2 separate regions of the Homo sapiens genome follow, and region 2 is linked to region 1. Evidence: chromatin contacts called from ENCODE Hi-C data. All regions are on one chromosome and are shown on one strand. Each heading gives the region's core, a stretch centred on a gene start or an enhancer-like site at or near the end of the contact. The rest is flanking DNA. Distances are from core to core; before and after follow the strand shown. Region 1 overlaps LINC01117 (long intergenic non-protein coding RNA 1117). Region 2 overlaps LOC100130691 (Putative uncharacterized protein FLJ44553).

Region 1 (4,266 bases), core at 705-3,204:
CCCAAGGGATAGATTCTCCATATTGTTCTCTGAATATATGCATGCAAAACTGCCTTTTAATGCACAGTTGCAGTTTTCACTAAAACATTTGGGTAGGGGGGAAAAATCACATATGTTTTTGTGAAAGATGATGATAATAATTAGGTATCTTGCTGAATTTATTCTATCTTCAAATGAAGGATATGTTGGGGTCTGTCCCATCTCTAATTACCATCTCTTCGTTTGCATGGGGTGACTATTGATTTTGCGAAAAGCACATATGTGGAGCTTTCGACACTAAAGTAACTTCAACCTGGAAAACACAGTAAAGGACTCCATTAATATGAGAAAGAGTCTACAATTTTAAAACAAGCAATATGTGACCCCTTTGCTCCATTGTTCATTGACACCAATCTCCTGTGATACAAGCAATAACTTTGTTCCATTGTTAAGGAAGCAAGAGTGTAAGATTTTAAATACTGGTACTCACCAAGTTGCTACATGGCTTTGGGCAAGCAATTAACCTTTGGTGTCTCAGTGACTTCATCTGTAAAATAGGGATAGGGATTTTACACAGGTGTGATGCCTGGACTAATTAGTATAATTATCATTATTGATGGGAAAATAATGTTAGTCATTGATATCCCATCTCATGTTAGCACCTGGAGAATCACATATTTTCTCTATGTTGACTCCATTTTATAGGAGTCTGTAAAAAAATGATGACAAAAGCTACATATGAAAACTGGGACAATACAGTTAAAAAGGTCCATATCCACATAGGCTCATATCCTTAATGGATTATTTTTGAATTTGCATTTATCATTTAGATGCTTTCTAAAGTCAAACTGAACACATAAACTATGAAATTACAAGGAAATTTTTCAAGGCCCACATTCAACTGATAAGCTTCCTTGCAGCAAAATGCTTTCCAGTTCATTCACAGGTAACACCATGAGCTACTATAGAAGTTTAGGGTTGAGCAATAGAATTTAGGGTAATCAAAGTCAAGTAAAAGTATACACTGAAGACATTGCTCATATAACATTCCAGGATCCCCACTTGTGTGTGTATGTGCCCCGAAAGAACCCCAGCTCAAACAGTTAGGGACCAGGACAAACAACAGAGCTACATGAGAAGCCAACTCTGCAAGACTGGGGTCATTGAAGCTGGGGACAGTAGGGTGTCCTTATGCCAGAGCATGGGTAACAACTCATGGGGCAAGGAAAGGGACATGTTGAGAAAAACAAAAATGGCATTTCTCTTGGGGTTCATCTAGGACTCCTAAGTGCACTTACTATGATTCCTAGGTCAGGATGAAATAACTGCTTTAAAAAAAAGATTACCTCTACATGTTGGCAAAAGTGCCAGTGAAACACAGAGAAAAATGTAGAAGACAGAAAGTGCTCAAAAGATCAGTACTCAACACTATAACCTTGTATCCCTTACCATAGACTCATGTTCTTTCTAGGTCCAAAATTTCTTCTTTTGGCTTTAGTTCTTCCCAGCAGAAAATTCTCTTTTCTTGAGCTCAGTAGATGTCAAGCCTCAAATCTCCAATGTCTCCAAAGAAGCAGCCCTAAATTAGCCTCTTCACAAGTCATTCATACTAAGGACCGTAATCTTTTCCTCTATATTTGCCTCAAAATTATGGGCAACAACTTCCAAATGGAAACGCTGAAGCTGTTGCCATTTTCCTATTATCCTCACCTATCATATGAAACATAACAATTAGCATTTTTAGCAGGATTGAAACTGCTAACACAACTTCTCTATGTCTTACACCATTAAACTTGATGAGAAATCCCTTCATGATTAACATTCATCTCGCTGTATCGTGCTTGAAGGTTAATAATATCTACCATCTCCTGAGAGAGGGGGAGGGGAGCTCATTTATCAAATGAATAGCCGAGTGAGGCAGCCAGGAAAGGAAATTCCCCCCTCAGTCCACTAGAGGGTGGCTTGGCAGAGCCAAGGGAGGACGGCCGAGACAGAGAGGCACAGACAGCTTCCTGTCTTGTTCGCCTGCACTTTAGTTGGTAAGAAGAAGCAACATTAGTATTCATTGCTTTCTATTCCTCACCCTGGGTAGGCTTTCATTTCTATTACAGACACTTTACAAATGCCAGAAGTCAGCGCTGGCTGGGCCATGGCGTGGTGAGGGAAAAAAAAACTATAGAATTAGACTGCTTAAAAGAACATCCAGTCTAATTTCTTCTAAATCAACACTGGGTGAGATAAATACATATGTATTAACAGATCCTAAGTTTAAAACTTTCATAGATCATGTAGCAGTATGTGTGCACTTCAGATATGGATGTGGAGTGAATGTTGCATGTACATTATGGGGAATTATACATAATGCATAAAGAAATGTACCTAGCCTTTAGCACACCAGCTGTTTCTGCTTATAAGCCTGAGTTATCCATGAAATGCAGTAGACATTTTGTAGTAAATATCCTACTTGGTTGACTTTTTTTAGGCCTAGTCATCTATGCTGATTTATAGAATTAGGAAGAAATATAAATTTTAGCAATGAAAGATAGAATTTTAAAATTTCCCATATCAAAACATGTTGTGTTCTGAGAAAGAAGAGATGAGGAATTAGCCTGTTTTCGTGGTCTCTACATAGGTGATAAAGCAAAAAAGAATACGTTTTTCCTATCTGTAATATTGTTCAGTGTAGCAAACCCTTTTGCTTGTTACAGTACAGCAAATGGAGTGTTTAATTTGGGATTCAATGTAGTCTAGAGTCAAGGTGCAGCAGTTTTATTACAGAAATACAATTTTATTGGAGGCTGAAGATTTAATTTCCACCTTACGTAGAGAGCCATAAACGGCATGCCTGTTTTACATTTTGCATAGTATTTGATATATGTAATTCCTGGCCTAATTTTAGAGTTTGAAAAGGTGGAAGAATCACAATACGCAGATTCAAATTCTTCAACACTTCAGCCACAGATGACATTTTAAAATGAACAATTTTCTGTTTCTTAGTCATGGATTTGAAACCCTTGCTTCCCTCCCCGGAGCTCTGCACCACATCCTTTTCAGGTCTTCCTAACTAGGTGAGCCACAAAGCCACCTAAAGGATGCCCTCGAGTCGGAACAAATGCTTTCTTTGTTTAAATCTGTCTACTAGATGGCATTCTACTAAAACCTAAGATGATCAGATGATATGGATAGTTTGTCATCAATTGTACCTAGTATCTGTTAGGGTCATCTGTTAATATCTGTTCAGATGTATGTATTTTGAATAAAATAATTTGTAAACATATTGGAATGACTGAATGTGAAAGAAATAATCAAATAATGTTAGCTGTAAGCCTATATCCACACTGGAATCCAAATTTGGAGGATTTTGTCATTCTCTTTCCTTCAAACATATTCATTTTAGGAGACATACACACACGCACACGCGTTGCTCTTCCATCTGTTTGCCTTTGCAGCATTAGTTCTCTTCATCAACATTTCATACCTCCTCTTTACCACCAGGTGGAGCCCTTTGTTTATGGACATCTGTCCATTTCCTTTTTCTCAAAGATGCTACCAGATAAATAGCTCCAGAGCTAAAATACTGTTGCAAACACGAAAATTTAACACACAGAGATAAAAAGTAAAGCTTTTCAGGCACTGGTATAATAAACCTTGCTTTGAGTCCTATTGCTACTAGATTTAATGGCTTACACATTTTGCTATTTACAACTCCTGCACACCAAACAGCAGAAAATAATATTGTTGCGTGTGCCATAAACAGTGTTGCTGCAGGTCTATTTTATGTAGTACTATCGTTTTTATAATCTCAAATGTTTGGCAACTGCAGTCAAAAAGCAAAAAAAAAAAAAATCTAACCAAATACTATATGCTGTAAGCTTCAGTTGTCTTCAGTCTTAAAAATATATACCTCGTTGAGAAGAAAATATTTTTCTTCAGACAAAAGAGAGTGGTAATTCAGCTGTAATAGACAACAATGTAAAAATCTTCTCTTAGTCAAATTCATCTCTCCTTAATTTGAGATCCAGTTAAGGGTACGTCAAAATCCATTTTAGCTTTGATTCTATTTAGGAGCTAATTAAAACTGAATATTATTAGCACAGGTATATTGTTCAATTATTTTAATATTCTTATTTTAAGAATTTAATCAAAGCTCTTCTCATGAACAAAAAGCAATAATATTTTTAAAATTGGAACCCCAATTTGCATGTGCAAATAACTGTAGAATGAGCTCACTAAACTATCTTGCCAATGACCTCGACCTTGATCTGGAAAGATCGTTTATGCACAAGT
Region 2 (4,206 bases), core at 1,470-3,969, 680 kb before region 1:
GGAAAAATACTGTCAACAGAATTGAATAAATTGGAAGATGGAGGCCACTGCGCTAGTACTACAGTGCCCCCTAGTGGAAAAAAGGAAGCATGGGCATGTTTATACCAAGAATGACCCCAGTCTCTCTTCCACAGGCAATTAGAATCTGGAGGTGTGTTAGTGGTCAACTAGGTCAACTCCTCTGGCTTCCAAAAAGGGAAACTGAGAAACAAAATGAAGAAATGACTGGCCCAAATTCACATTGTCAACCCAAGGCTTAAATCCAAGATTCCTAACTCTCATTTTTCTTCCTTTTTGCTACCCTTTCTTTTTTCTTCCTTCCTAGTTCAAAATATATTGTGCTCTTATTATAAAGCACAATATATTCTAGGAATGTGTTCTAGGAATACAGATATAAAGAAGATTTAGTCGTTGCCTTCAAATCTAGTTTTACTTCAAGCCTAATTTTTTTAGCCATTTTCAGGGAATGAATTTGTTGGGGAATGACCAAACAACTATGCAGGGGAAGGTTCTCAATCATCCACAAATTGACTCACAATATGATTAATTAATTATTGAGTTTTAACTGGAAAGTACAATCACAAATGTGAAAATTGCCCTTGATCAGATTCAGACCATTTCATGAGGAGGTAAGGCATACTTTCAAATGGCCTGCATTAACCTTAATCTTATTTCTCCTTTGCAGATTCAAAACTGTGGACTATCTTGCAAAAAATACAAGAAGATATTGAAAGTTTTCATGAGTGCCTACCACCTAATCTCAAACACTATCATTCATATGTGCCTCATTGAGCAAATCTTTAATGAGGATCTATATGCCAGGTATGTGCTAAGCTCTGTGCTTAGTGTGGCAAAGAGAACAGATATGGCCTTGAGGTTTCTGCTCTCACAAAGCTTATAGTCTCCTATTTGTGTATGTGTAATTCTCTAAAGCTCAGGAAAGCTGTTTTCCTCATTTTTCTTTGGCATCATATTTTTAGGCTATAGAAATCAGAAAGTACGCAAACATTTTCTAAAATTACTCTGCCCCACAAAAAGGGAAACAAAAATAACAATTTGGGGCCAGACAGAACTGGATTTGAATTCCAAGCCTGCCCTTTACAAGCTATTAAACAAGCTTATTCTCTGAGCCCCTGTTGTTTTCATGAAGTGGAAATAATATGTATCCCTTGTAAGGGATCATATCCTTATTAATACCTAAATAGAGACATTACTTTTTGAGTCAAAACTATGAATTATATGGTCCATCTCCTAAAATGCAGAAAAATTATCTAAAGAGAAGCATTATTAATATTGTTCACTTAGTTTCATCAAGAATGTCACTTTCCAGAATTAATACAGACAGATATTCTTTGCCATTGACTTTTTCTTTTTTTTTTTAAATAAGGTGAAATGCTCTAACAATGGATGCCACTATAACAGAGTTTCTGTAAGGCTATTAGTTTCTTTTTCCATGGATAGTTTCCATGGCCTTGCTCCACATAAACTAAACCCTATTATTTCAGTTATGATGACTAAATCTAGTATGACCATTATTTATCTGTATAAGGGATCTTGTAGTAATCTGTGTATAAGCTTATCACTCCATCTATTTAATGATTTGACTAAGTCAAGGATCATATTTTATTTCTCTCTGTTCTCCCCTCCCAGTGGTACCTTACACAGAATTAGAGCACACTAAATGTGTTCTGAGTAAAAAGACTATCTTACTATGTGCTGTTTGACATGTAAGCTGAGAGAGAAAATTTGGCATATGTTGTAGGTAAACTTACTTTGTTTTACCTGGGAGTAGCAAGTATCAAACAGATCCTACTCCTGTTACAATCCTGCTAGAGAAAAAAAGTAGTTAAATTCCCCAGTCTCTACTCAAACCAAAACAAAACTTCAAAAATATTGAGACACAGAGAGAAGGAATAGGATGGGGTCAGGGAGGACTGGTGTTTCTGCGTAGTGTGCATGCAGCAGGCTAATGTCCTTTCCCTGTTGTAATAGCTCCGAATGTAAGCGCCACACAACACCAGGTCTATGAAAAGCCCAGGGTTTCAAGGTCAAACAAGTTTGGGAAAGCTTGCCCAGCATTTTCCTCTCTTGCAAGCTGGCAGTGGACACTGGTAAATTAAAGCCTATAAAAACTGCTTAACATTGTTTTACCTTGCAATCCCCAAATTCATTTGACCAACGTTTCACCTATAAACATCCCGCAGATCTGGTAGATTCTGTGGAAGGCACAGACTTCAGGAAACTGCTCCACTGTGTTGAAAGGACTTCTTTCTCTTGTTAATTCACACACAAAAAGCTGCCATTTTATTTCCAAATCCTACAGAACTGGGAATGTGAGCATTTCCAGCAATGTTTCAACTGTAGAAAAGTGAGACCACTTTCTGACAATTTAGAGGTCCCAGAAAGTTTATACAATTGAATTTTAGGTATGTAAGGAGTCAGTTCGAATCCAGGAAATGGCTTCCCAGCAATGCCTGGAATGTCCTCACAAAAACTGAGAAACAGATATCCAAGTCCTGTTTTGGATCTTGGAGGGACAGAGAGAGAGAAGAGAAAAACATAAATTTATAGTCCCAAATCTCATGATGTTTCTTCCAGTTTTCTACAAATAAATACACAGTATCCACTTTCCCTGAACTCCATCTTGGGACTTTATTTTTGCGTGTTTCCAATTCTCCTCTCTAGATGGCAGCACAGATGAAAAAATGCCAGAAAAACAGCAGGCCAGACTCAGCGGCAGCAAACTGCCATCAACAGCCCTCCCCCAACTCACTCTTCCTTTTTTTTTTTTTTTTTTTAAGAAACAGAATCTAAGATACGATGGCCGACACTTTTTCCCAAATAGATTTAATCAGTTACATGGGAATACAAAAAATGACTGACGACACACCGATATTAGTGATCAGGGGAACTGACTCTAACAGTGTCTCTTACATGTTACTTGTGTTTTCTGTATCTTAAAGATAATGTAGGCATTGTTCCTAAGTCATGCAGAGGGGTTGTGTAAGCATGGTCATTTGCATCATTATCCTGCACGTCTGATACAGCCAAACTCCACGCCACCTGGTTTGCTGTAAGTATTGGATTCATTTAAGATCCATAACAATGCTATTTACTGACCCTCTTGTCAACTGATGCTGTGACACTGCTGTAAAATGATCCCTATGTCACCAGATGCTGCCCTGAAACTTAGGAAGTTAGCATGAAGGTAATACTTCATTAGAAGTTTGCAATTTATGGGTGAATTAATAATGCAAGAGAAAAGGAATAGAACAGACATAGAGAGAAGACCTTTGAGGTTTACATCAAACCCCATCAAAAGAGATTTAAAAAAAAAAAAACCTTACCCTGCAGGGGTTCATTGAATCTCATCATTAATAAAATAGGGTCTATCAGCAAGATGTTTTTAACAAAATCTGCTGACAGGGAAAACATAAGAAAACTGGCCCCTACAATGTATGACATTTCAAGGGCTCAAGAGTGTTCTAAAGAAAACCAAATTGTTCATGTGTAATGAACTGGACAGAAGCTAAAAGGTGACCTGTGTCTTTTAAACAGCAACAGCAAAAGACACGGCCGGGTGCGGTGGCTCACCCCTTTAATCCCAGCACTTTGGAAGGCCGAGGCGGGCGGATCATTTGAGGTGAGGAGTTCAAGACCAGCCTAGCCAACATGGTGAAACCCAGTCTCTACTAAAAATACAAAACATTAGTGAGACGTGGTGGTGTGCTCCTGTCATCCTAGCTACTCGGGAGGCTGAGGCATAAGAATCACTTGAACCCCAGAGGCAGAGGTTGCAGTGAGCCAAGAAGGCACCACTGAACTGCAGGGGAGAAAAAAAAAAAGAAAGAAGAAAAGATCACCATGGCAATAAAAACAAATATAGTGCATAAATAAACCAACCTGAGGCCAAAACAAAAAACTAAGTGAATCTTTCATATTTAAGAAAAAAAATCAATTTTTGTTGTGTCAGAGAACTTTTAAATTCTGTCTCTATCCTTTTTGTTTTTTCTTTTTTGAGATGGAATCTCACTCTGTCACCCAGGCTGGAGTGCAATGGAGTGATCTTGGCTCACTGCAACCTCCACCTCCTGGGTTCAAGCAATTATCCTGCCTCAGCCTCCTGAGTAGCTGGGATTACAGGCATGCACCACCACACCCGGCTAATTTTTGTATTTTTAGTAGAGACAGGGTTTCACCATGTTG

The links. Hi-C counts contacts between places; a loop is a spot of excess contacts on that map. Pooled maps may share reads with other maps.
Region 2: a loop to region 1 is called in a map of MCF 10A, with 3 times the contacts of the local background. The contact joins two enhancer-like sites. A Hi-C loop is called at or near these places in 2 of 168 maps with a recorded cell type or tissue (HCT116 and MCF 10A) and 4 of 50 pooled maps.

The regions. Positions count from the first base shown.
Region 1 is chr2:176,651,724-176,655,989 of GRCh38, reverse strand. LINC01117 (long intergenic non-protein coding RNA 1117) reads right to left here. Exons shown (of 4, transcript NR_110599.1): 3 at 470-526; 4 at 32-292. Among named protein-coding and RNA genes, the nearest start is that of LINC01117, 16 kb to the right of the region's middle. Within about 2 kb of position 1,954, at least 3 of the 41 ENCODE cell types and tissues checked have a DNase peak (open chromatin) inside an H3K27ac peak, as active enhancers do.
Region 2 is chr2:177,331,009-177,335,214 of GRCh38, reverse strand. It overlaps LOC100130691 (Putative uncharacterized protein FLJ44553), which reads left to right. Exons shown (of 9, transcript NR_026966.1): 3 at 686-822; 4 at 2,964-3,073; 5 at 3,559-3,643. Among named protein-coding and RNA genes, the nearest start is that of MIR6512, 19 kb to the right of the region's middle. Within about 2 kb of position 2,719, at least 9 of the 41 ENCODE cell types and tissues checked have a DNase peak (open chromatin) inside an H3K27ac peak, as active enhancers do.